2 separate regions of the Homo sapiens genome follow, and region 2 is linked to region 1. Evidence: chromatin loops called from intact Hi-C (ENCODE). Cell type or tissue: heart left ventricle. All regions are shown on one strand. Links, peaks and the distances in the headings refer to the core of each region. The heading gives the core; the rest is flanking DNA.

The links. A loop is a pair of places that touch in the nucleus more often than their neighbours do. Peaks named below come from ENCODE experiments on the same cell type or tissue, not always from the same donor. Only the 100,000 strongest peaks of a DNase experiment are listed, where the experiment ranks them.
Region 2: it touches region 1 in a loop (4-fold over the local background); 12 of 110 quality-filtered maps call a loop at or near these places.

What each region holds. Positions count from the first base shown.
Region 1 is chr22:43,088,192-43,093,558 of GRCh38, reverse strand. TTLL1 (TTL family tubulin polyglutamylase complex subunit L1) reads left to right here and starts at 4,168. Exons shown (of 11, transcript NM_012263.5): 1 at 4,168-4,282. It also overlaps the pseudogene RPS25P10. RefSeq lists silencers at 3,194-3,253, 4,002-4,296, 4,061-4,400 and an enhancer at 4,002-4,296. In heart left ventricle, for the core only: a CTCF peak has its summit at 3,186 (motif pointing right); DNase peaks (open chromatin) are centred at 3,258 and 4,138; H3K4me3 peaks cover 1,599 bases; H3K27ac peaks cover 354 bases.
Region 2 is chr22:43,025,473-43,030,839 of GRCh38, reverse strand. No RefSeq gene overlaps it. Among named protein-coding and RNA genes, the nearest start is that of TTLL1-AS1, 10 kb to the left of the region's middle. RefSeq lists an enhancer at 2,800-3,300. In heart left ventricle, for the core only: no CTCF peak of the experiment used is centred there; a DNase peak (open chromatin) is centred at 2,379; H3K27ac peaks cover 908 bases.

The sequences.
Region 1 (5,367 bases), core at 151-5,150:
GCCCGGCTAATTTTTGTATTTTTAATAGAGACGGGGTTTTGCCACGTTGGCCAGGCTGGTCTTGAACTCCTGACTTCAGGTGATCTGCCTGCCTGGGCCTCCCAAAGAGCTGGGATTATAGGCATGAGCCACCAAGCCTGGCCCTGGATTTTTTTTTTTTAATTATACTTTAAGTTTTAGGGTACATGTGCACAACGTGCAGGTTTGTTACATACGTATACATGTGCCATGTTGGTGTGCTGCACCCATTAAATCGTCATTTACATTAGGTATATCTCCTAATGCTATCCCTCCCCCCTCCCCCCGCCCTGGATTTTTTTAAATGCCTTAAAAACATACAATGAAATGTTTTCAGCCTTAAAAAAAAAAAAAAAGGAAATCCATACTACAACAGGAATGAACCTGAGGGCATTATGCTACATGAAATAAGCCAGTCACAAAAAGACAAAAATTAGCTGAGTGTGGTGGCACATGCCTGTAGTCCTAATTGCTCTAGAGGCTGAGGAAGGAGGATCACTTGAGGTCCAGAGCTCAAGGTTACAGTGAGCTATGATCCTGCCACTGCACCCAGCATGGGCCACAGAGCAAGACGTCCTCTCTAAAAATAAATAAATAAATAAATAACAAATACTGTATGATTCTACTTTCTTCCTTTCTTCTTTTTCTTTCTTTTTTTTTTTTTTTTTGGAGATGGAGTCTCACTCTGTCGCCCAGGCTGGAGTGCAGTGGCATGATCTTGGCTCACTGCAACCTCCGCCTCCTGGGTTCAAGCGATCCTCCTGCCTCAGCCCCCCTAGTGGCTGGGACTACAGGCACATGCCACCATGCCCTGCTAAGTTTTGTATTTTTAGTAGAGACGGGGTTTCGCCATGTTGGCCAGGCTGGTCTCGAACTCCTGAGCTCAGGTGATCCACCCACCTCGGCCTCCCAAAGTGTGGGATTATAGGCATGAGCCACCGCGCCTGGCCTCTTTTTTTGATTTAATAAAGTTTTATTTTTGCAAATGTACAGTTGGTTGGACCTGTTCATGTATCATCACCAGCAGCTATAACATCTCCACCCTTGGTATTTCTGATGTAAATTACTTGAGCTCTGTGCTTTGAAACCAGTTTGTTAAGTCCTTTACTAAGGTTCTCCTGAAGGGCTGCCCTGGCCAGGAAGCCTCGAATCTTCAGTTTCTCAGAGACCACAGCAGGGCTTATAAGTTTATGGTTAGGAAGTTCCTTACAGAGTTTGTCATAGGTAGGTTTGTCAAACACGACTCAGTTATTGAGCTTGTCCCGGACTTTGCCTTTGAACCACTTCTTCTTTTGGGCCCTGCCCCCAGATTTGTTCACTGAATCTTTGTCTTTCTTAGCGACTTTCCGGTGTCTTCGTTCTTCTTGTCATCCATTGATAGCACGGCGAAGCTCAGAGAGCAGCAGCGAACCCTTTCTTCCCTCCCTCCCTCCCTTCCTTCCTTCTCTTTCTTTCTTCTTCTTCTTCTTTTTTTTTTTTTTTGCAGAGACGAGGTCGCCCTATGTTGCCCAGGCTGGTCTCAAACTCCTGGGCTCAGGCAATCCTCCTGCCTCAGGCTCCCAAAATGCTGGGATTACAGGCATGAGCCACTGTGCCTGGCCCAGATTCCACTTAGATGAGGTACTTAGGGAGTCTAATTCATTAAGACAGAAAGTAGAAAGGCAGTTACCAGGGGCTGGGGAAGGAAGGATGGGGAATTGTGTTCAATGGGTAAAGAGTTTTAGTTTAGCAAGAGGATAAAGTTCTGGAGACTGATTGCACAACGTGAATATATTTAACATCACTGAACTGTACATTTAAAAATGGCTAAGATGGTTAAGTTTTATGTTATACATATTTTACCACTTTTTCTTTTTTTTGTTTTTAGACAGAGTCTCGCTCTGTCGCTAGGCTGGAGTGCAGTGGTGTGATCTCAGCTCACTGCAACCTCTGCCTCCCAGGTTCAAGCGATTCTCCCGCCTCAGCTCCCTGAGTAGCTGGGACTACAGGCGTGTGCCATCATGCCCGGCTAATTTTTGTATTTTTAGTAGAGACGGGTTTCCATCATGTTGGCCAGAATGGTCTCGATCTCTTGACCTCATGATCCGCCCACCTCGGCCTCCCAAAGTGCTAAGATTACAGGCGTGAGCCACTGCGCCCGGCCAATTTACCACTATTTTTTAAAAAGTGGTGATAACACCATTAACTCAGCAGAGTTCTTGTGGGGATTCATTGAGGGGAGCTGTGGCCAGCTTCTTAGGGTAAGGCCAGCCTCATGGGCCTGTGACCTGTACAGAACCATAGGACCCCGTGCTCAGACAAGCCCTGAAGTTAGTTTAATGCTGCTGTCGCCATCTTAAAGTTCTTTTTTTTTTTTTAAGACGGAGTCTCGCCCTGTTGCCCAGGCTGGAGTGCAATAGTGCGATCTCGGCTCACTGTAACCTCTGTCTCCCAGGCTCAAACAATTCTCCTGCCTCAGCCTCCCAAGTAGCTGGGATTACAAGTGCGCACCACCATGCCCGGCAAATTTTTGTATTTTTAGTAAAGACGGGGTTTCACCATGTTGGCCAGGCTGGTCTCAAACTGCTGACCTTAGGTGATCCACCCGCCTCGGCCTCCCAAAGTGCTGGGATTACAGGCGTAAGGCACCATGCCCTGCCTTAAAATTCTTTTTTTGTTGTTGTTTTTTTTAACTTTTTTTCTCTAAGAGACAGAGTCTTGTTCTGTTGGCCAGGCTGTAGTGTAGTGGCGGGATCATAGCTCACTGCAGCCTCAATCTCCTAGGCTCAAGTGATCCACCTCAGCCTCCTGAGTAACTGAGTAGGACTGCTGGCTACGCCCCCATACCCGGCTGATTAAAAATATTTTTTCTTTTTTTTTTAGAAATGGGGTCTTGCTATATTGGCCAGGCTGGTCTGGAACTCCTGACCTCAAGTGATCCTCCCATCTTGGCCTCCCAAAGTACAGGGATTGCAGGCATGAGGCAACATGCTGGAAGGCTACAATGTTTATTGAACACTTTACTATGCCAGGCCCTAACCACGTCTTGCAAGCCTTCACTCATCTCCTGGGTTTAAGGTGAGAACACTGTAGTCGGAAGCCTTGGGACTTCTCAAGGCCTCACAACCAGACAGCAGCTGAAGGGTATGAATTGGCAATTTGGACTCCAGATAAGTGTTGGTTCCACTAGATGGTGCCAAAAGTAAATGATGATGCGCTGAATGTGCTCTGGGCCTGGGAGGCGGTTGTGTGGGAGATTATAGGAAGTGATGTTAGCAAAGCTCCAATCATCACTAAGAAAGCACACCACCACCCCTCCTGAGAGGCAGCAGCATGAATGGTCAGGTGTCCTGGGTTCAAAGCCAGACTCTGTCACTTACAAGTTGCACAAGTTTGCATAACTCTTTAAATTGATGAAATTAAAAATGAATAATTGTATAGAGAATTCGAGGTAACACAGGTCTATAACGAGAATAATAAACGTCTTTTTTTTTTTTTTTTGAGGCGGAGTCTTGTTCTGTCGCCCAGGCTTGAGTGCAGTGGCACGATCTTGGCTCACTGCAACCTCTGTCTCCCGGGTTCAAGCGATTCTCTTGCCTCAGCCTAGCCAGGATGGTCTCGATCTCCTGACCTCGCGACCCACCCGCCTCTGCCTCCCAAAGTGCTGGGATTACAGGCGTGAGCCACCGAGTCTGGCCCAGATAAACACTTTTTAAAAAAAATTATTTTATTTTTATGTTATTATTATTATTATTATTTGAGATGGAGTCTCGCTCTATCGCCCAGGCTGGAGTGCAGTGGCGCAACATCACCATTTCTTCAGATAAGGAAGCCGAGGTAGAAGGGGTAGGAGAGGCTAAACAGCGGATTGAGACCGAACCCAGGATTCGGACCTAATCATCACACCGCTCTACCTTTCTTTTTAGACTTAATCCCGTGCTCCAGACCCTTCTCAATCTCCTTTCTGGGCCCCGAGAGGGTGGACGGCCTGGCATTTCCTAGGATCCAAGCCCTGGGCATAGCGGCCGCCCGAGGTATGGAGCCCAAAGGAGCCCCAGGCAAGTCTGACTCCGGAAATAGTCGCAGCGCCGGCGGTCGCGTCCTGGGTTGCCAGGGCGCCGCCCTGGAAGTAGAGTGCAGCGCGGGGCGGGGCGGGCCGGTGCGCCTGGCAGTCGGCTGCGTACTCCTGCGAGCGCCGGAGAGGGGCTGGAGGCGGGGCGAGGGCGCGGCTCGAGGCATCCCTGCAGGGCGCTCCTCCGAGTCCCTCGGCGCTCTGAGCCCACAGGTGAGGTCCTGTCCCCCAGGCCGCCGCCTCCCGGGCACCGAGGGTGTGGCTGCGCGCGGGCTGGCGAGTGCGCATGGGTGAGAGAGTGTGGGCGCCAGTGTCTACGCGGCTGCGAAAATGCGGTTCAGATGCTGCTTGCCGGATCCGCGTCCTCCAGGAAGCCCGCGCTAACCACCGTGCCTTTCTCCGTCCGCTGAGTTCCTATGACTTACCTCGTGCTGTCCGACTGTTGCAATTGCATCATTATGTTTATTATTTGTTATCCCAGACTTTCATTGTTCCTACACGTTTCCCATTCGTTTGCAATCTGTGTTGTTTCTGTTGGCATCTTTTGCAGGGCGCAATGTACCTGTGGAGAGAACTCAGGGCAGGAGACAAGAGCCTTGTGTCTTCCCTCTAGATGACTGGACCAAGACATTTCCCCTCTCTGATTCCCTATCAGCTAAGAGGGCAGGGCGGGGTAGTCATCCTTTTCCATAGAGTAGCTGGGGCATTAGAGGAGATTAATTCTGGAAGTGAAAGTATCTTATCATTGTTAGCCCTTTTGGCATTTGCAAAGCAGGTTCTTTGCTCAGGAAACGTTTGATGAGCACATTATGGTGCCGGGTTGTGGCGGTACAAAAAGATGGGCCCCGGCCGGGCACGGTGGCTCACGCCTGTAATCCCAGCACTTTGGGAGGCCGAGGCGGGAGGATCACGAGGTCAGGAGATCGAGACCATCCTGGCTAACACGGTGAAACCCCGTCTATACTAAAAATACAAAAAAAAAAAAATTAGCCGGGCATGGTGGCGGGGGCCTGTAGTCCCAGCTACTCGGGAGGCTGAGGCAGGAGAATGGCGTGAACCCGGGAGGCGGAGCTTGCAGTGAGCCGAGATTGCGCCACTGCACTCCAGCCTGGGCGACAGAGCGAGATTCTGTCTCAAAAAAAAAAAAAAAAAAAAAAAAAAAAAAGATGGGCCCTTCTCTGCCCTCAAATTACAGACACTGGTAAGCAGTCACTGTGGAGCATGGTACTGTCACCCAGTGCGGGCGTGGAGATGGACAGTGACAATACCGCTGTGAACGAATGCCCTGCTCAACATGA
Region 2 (5,367 bases), core at 108-5,107, 63 kb after region 1:
GTTCAGGGACTGTTAGGTGATGAGGGGCAATTCGTGATGTGCATGTGTTTCTGGGGGCCGAGGTGAGGAGCAGAGCACAGAAGGAATGGGTGAGGGGCGCTGTTTCCACAGAGGGAGGGAGTGCTGGAGACAGGGAAGCCCCTTTGGCCTTTTGGGGTCTTTCCAGCACAGCCGCAGAAATCACACTCAGACAGGTGTAGGTGAAGGGCTCAATTACACTCACGGGCCCCAGAGAGGAAGGCCAGCCCCCATGTAGGGGGCTGGATGGGAGGAGCCCACAGGGAGCAGGCCCACCTAGCAGGTTCGGGGCCAAGAGAGCTTGAGGGCCTGAGGACCCACAGGCAAGTGCCTTTCCTGGGGGGTCAGGGCGGGGGGCACTAGCCAGAGACGTGAGCAGATCTCACTGGTGTGTTTCAAAGTGACTGGGTGACCCTCAGGGGAAGGCTGGAAGGGAACCTGGAGCAGGGACCAGGCTTATTCCACGGGGCTGCCTGGCTGCCAGGGTGGGGTGCTCTCAGCCTGTGTGTGGGCATGTTGAGGTGTCAGGGCAATAGGAAGGGTTAAAAATGGGCTAATCTCTTGCTGGGCACGGTGGCTGACGCCTGTAATCCTAGCACTTTGGGAGGCCGAGGTGGGCGGATCACGAGGTCAGGAGATAGAGACCATCCTGGCTAACATGATGAAACCCCGTCTCTACTAAAAATACGAAAAAATTAGCCGGGCGTGGAGGTGTGTGCCTGTAGTTCCAGCTGCTGGGGGTGCTGAGGCAGGAGAATGGCGTGAACCCGGGAGTCGGAGCTTGCAGTAAGCCAAGATCGCGCCACTGCACTCCAGCCTGGGCGACAGAGCAAGACTCCATCTCAAAAAAAAAAAAAAAAAGGCTAATCTCGGCCGGGCGCGGTGGCTCATGCCTATAATCCCAACATTTTGGGGGGCCGAGGCAGGTGGATCACCTGAGGTTAGGAGTACAAGAAGAGCCTGACCAAGATGGAGAAACCCCGTCTCTACTAAAAATACAAAACTAGTCAGGCGTGGTGCTGCATGCCTGTATCCCAGCTACTCGGGAGGCTGAGGCAGGAGACTCGCTTGAACCCAGGAGGCAGAGGTTGTGGTGAGCCAGGATCACACCATTGAATTCCAGCCTGGGCAACAAGAGCGAAACTCCGTCTCAAAAAAAAAAAAAAAAAAAAGGGCTAATCTCGAACTCCTGGACTCAAGCGAATCCTCCCACCTCAACCTCCCAACGTGCTGAGATTACAGGCATGAGCCACCATGCTTAGCCGAGTGTTAGGGGCCAGGGGATGTCTCCATTAGCGTTGCCTGGGTATAGAGTGGTCCATCTTGTGAGGTAATGAGTCTCCTGTCAAGGGCAAGTTCAAGCAGAGGGCAGATTCCCCCAGGGGTGCATAGAAGGGACACATGGAAAAGATGTCCTTTCTGCCTCTGAGTGCCCTCAGCTGAAGGTATGTGCTGCACTGACCCAGCTTTCAGGGGAGACCCAGATTTTGCTCTGGGACTTCTGGGATGGGGAAAGAGCCACTTCAGGGGCAGGGAGGAAAGACAGCACCAGCCTGGGAACTGAACGGCATGGAGAAGCCAGGGCGAGGACAGGCCAAGCTCCGTGGCCCTGAGAAGGAATTTCTGCTCACTTGTTGCTTTGTTGAATGTTTCTCCCCCGGCCGGGCGCGGTGGCTCACGCCTGTAATCCCAGCACTTTGGGAGGCCAAGGCGGGCGGATCACGAGGTCAGGAGATCGAGACCATCCCGGCTAAAACGGTGAAACCCCGTCTCTACTAAAAATACAAAAAAAATTAGCCGGGCTTAGTGGCGGGCGCCTGTAGTCCCAGCTACTTGGGAGGCTGAGGCAGGAGAATGGCGTGAACCCGGGAGGCGGAGCTTGCAGTGAGCCGAGATCCCGCCACTGCACTCCAGCCTGGGCAGGAGCTTGTCATCACAGTCCCCTCAGTAGCCCCAGTGTGCAGAATGGTGCTGGACACCTCCAGCTAAAAAGCCTGGGCTCTGTAATTAGGAGTCCGTGGAGGCGCTCCCTGCCCACCTACTGGCTGTGTGAGCTCAGGTTGGCTCCTTCACCTCTCTGAGTCTATTTCCTTACAGATGGTGACATGAGAGTAATGGCTATTCCTACCTCCCAGGTGGCTGAGCTTGTGCACCTGTGCCTGGGTCTGGTTGCTTTCCTGCTATTGTTAGCCGCCATGAAGGCATACCTGCTGTTGGGTGCTGCCCCTCCCCTCCCATGGTTCCCCGGGCAGGCAGTTTTCAGACCCTGCCCACCACCTGCCGGCTTGTGGAGAACAGCCCAGCTGGTAGAGCTGGAACATGGGCCAGTGCCAAGGGAGGGTGAGCTTGGGACTAGCAGAACCCTGGGCTGGAAGAAGGCTGAGTCACAGCCATAAGGTCAGGGGTGTGTCGTGGTGACAGGACATCCACTTCCAGCCTGGAGGGTGCCATGTCTCACATTTGGCACATTTGGGCAAGTGAGCCCAAGCAGAAAGGCTTTGGCAAAGAAAGGAGACAGGAGGGCAGCTGGAAAATTTTGACTAACGGCTGTCAAGGAATCCCTTCATCGTGAGAGTCTTTGGAGTATCAGCCCCCAATCTATACCTGGCCCGGCCCATCACTCAGCCTGGAGTGGCCTTCCCAGCTACAGGCACTGAACCTTCAGGCATCCCCGTGCTCCTCACCATCTTGCCCCAGGGCCACAGCTCATGCCATACCTGTTCCCGGTATGTGGGTCCCCTCCCCATTCCCTCACCTGCTGAACTCCTGCTCATTCCTGAGACCCAGTTAAAACACATTTCTGACCAGGCGCGGTGGCTCACGCCTGTAATCCCAGCACTTTGGGAGGCCAAGGCAGGCGAATCACGAGGTCAGGAGATCGAGATCATCCTGGCTAACACGGCGAAACCCCGTGTCTACTAAAAATACAACAAAATTAGCTGGGCGTGGTGGCGGGCGCCCGTAATCCCAGCTACTTGGGAGGCTGAGGCAGGAGAATGGCGTGAACCCGGGAGGCGGAGCCTGCAATGAGCCGAGATTGTGCCACTAGCCTGGCAACAGAGCGAGACTCCATCTCAAAAAAAAAAAAACATTTCCCTGAGGCTTTCAGCCATCTTCTGATGTAGCCCCTGCCACTGTCCTCTGCCTGCCCTTGACATTTCAGGCTTTGGATAGCACCCAGGCTGGATAGGCCAGCCTGCCCAACATGGTGAAACTCTGTCTCTACAAAAAATACAAAAATTAGCCCGATGTGGCGGTGCGTGCCTGTAGTCCCAGCTACTTGAGGGGCTTGGGGAGGGAGGATTGCTTTAGTCCAGGGGTTCCAGGCTGCAGTGAGCCAAGATCGCACCCCTGCACTCCAGCCTGGGTGATAGAGCAAGACCCTGTCTCAAAAAAAGAAAAGAACTATCAAGCTGTGAAAAGACATGGAGGAGGCAGGGTGCTGTGGCTAAAGCCTGTAATCCTGGCACTTTGGGAGGGCGAGGCAAGCTGATCATTTGAGGCCAGGGGTTCGAGACCAGCCTGGCCAACATGGTAAAACACCATCTCTACTAAAAATACAAAAACTAGGCCAGGTGTGGTGGCTCACACCTGTAATCCCAGCACTTTGGGAGGCAGAGGCAGGCCAATCATTTGAGGTCAGGGGTTTGAGACCAGCCTGGCCAACATGGTAAAACCCCATACTAAAAATACAAAAATTAGGCCGGGCGCCGTGGTTCACACCTGTAATCCCAGCACTTTGGGAGGCCGAGGTGGGTGAATCACCTGAGGTCAGGAGTTTGAGACCAGCCTGGCCAACATGGCGAAAACCTGTCTCTACAAAAAGTATAAAAATGGGCCGGGCGTGGTGGTGGGTGCCTGTAATCCCAGCTACTCAGGAGGCTGAGGCAGGAGAATTGCTTGAACCCAGGAGGCGGAGGTTGCAGTGAGTTGAGATGGTGCCACTGCACTCCAGCCTGGGCGATAGAGCGAGACTCAGTCTCAAAAAGAAAAGAAAACATATGGAGGAAACTTAAATGCATATCACCAAATGAAAGAAGCAAGCTGAAAAGCTACGAATACTATGATTCCAACTCTGTGACATTTTGGAAAAGGCAAAACTACGGAGACAGTAAAAAGATCGGTGGTTGCCAGGGACTTGGGAGTGAAGACGGAGAGGAGAAATCATGAGGCACAGGGAACTTTTAGGGTAGTTAAACTATGTATGATGTAGTTATGCGTGGGTCAAAACTCACAAACTATACAACACAAACAATGAACCCTAATGTAAACGGTGGACTTGAATTCATAATAATGTATCAATATTGGCTCGTCAATTGTAAAGATACCACCCTAATACAGTATATAAAGAATAAGAGGTGGCTGGGTGTGGTCGCTCACGCCTGTAATCCCGGCACTTCCGGAGGCCGAGGTGGGCGGATCATTTGAGGTCAGGAGTTCGAGACTAGCCTGGCCAACATGGTGAAACATCCCCTCTCCACTAAAAATACAAAAAGTAGCCGGGTGCCATGGTGCATGCCTGTAATCACAGCTACTCGGGAGCCGAGGCAGGGGAATCACTTGAACTTGGAAGGTGGAGTTTGCAGTGAGCCGAGATCGTGCCACTGCACTCCAGCCTGGGCAACAGAGTGAGACTCCATCTCAAAAAAAAAAAAGGGGCTGGGCATGGTGGCTCACCCTTGTAATCCCAGCACTTTGGGAGGCTGAGGCAGGCGGATCACAAGGTCAGGAGATCGAGACCACGGTGAAACCCCGTCTCTACTGAAAATACAAAAAAAAATTAGCCGGGCCTGGTGGCGGGCACCTGTAGTCCCAGCTACTCGGAGAGGCTGAGGCAGGAGAATGGCGTGAACCCGGGAGGCGGAGGTTGCAGTGAGCTGAGATCGCGCCACTGAACTCCAGCCTGGGCGACAGAGGGAGACTCCGTCTCAAAAAAAAAAAAAAAAAAAAAAAAAGCTACCTAACTGCAGTTTGACAAAGAGAGCAGGTCATGGGGTGCCCGTGCTCCTCAGAAAGGGGTGCTGTGTTTAGGGATCTCCAGGAAGGAGCACCGTCTGCCAGAGTGGGCATGCTGGCAGGTGGTGGAAGCTGCAGGAACCGAAACACAGAGACGGAGAGGGCATGGGGGCTCAATGGGCAAGGGCATCACAGAGCAAGCCCTGGAAACACGCTGCTGACATCCAGCCTGGCTCCAAGGCCAGTGCTCAGGGGAGTGAGGAGGGCGTGGCTTTGCAGCCACACGAGACCTACAAAACCTTTACCTCTTTGAGTCTCAGTTTCCCTAACTGCAAAGTGGGGAGATTGTGAGGAAACCTGAGGTGCCGTGTATAAAACACTGAGCATGTGGCT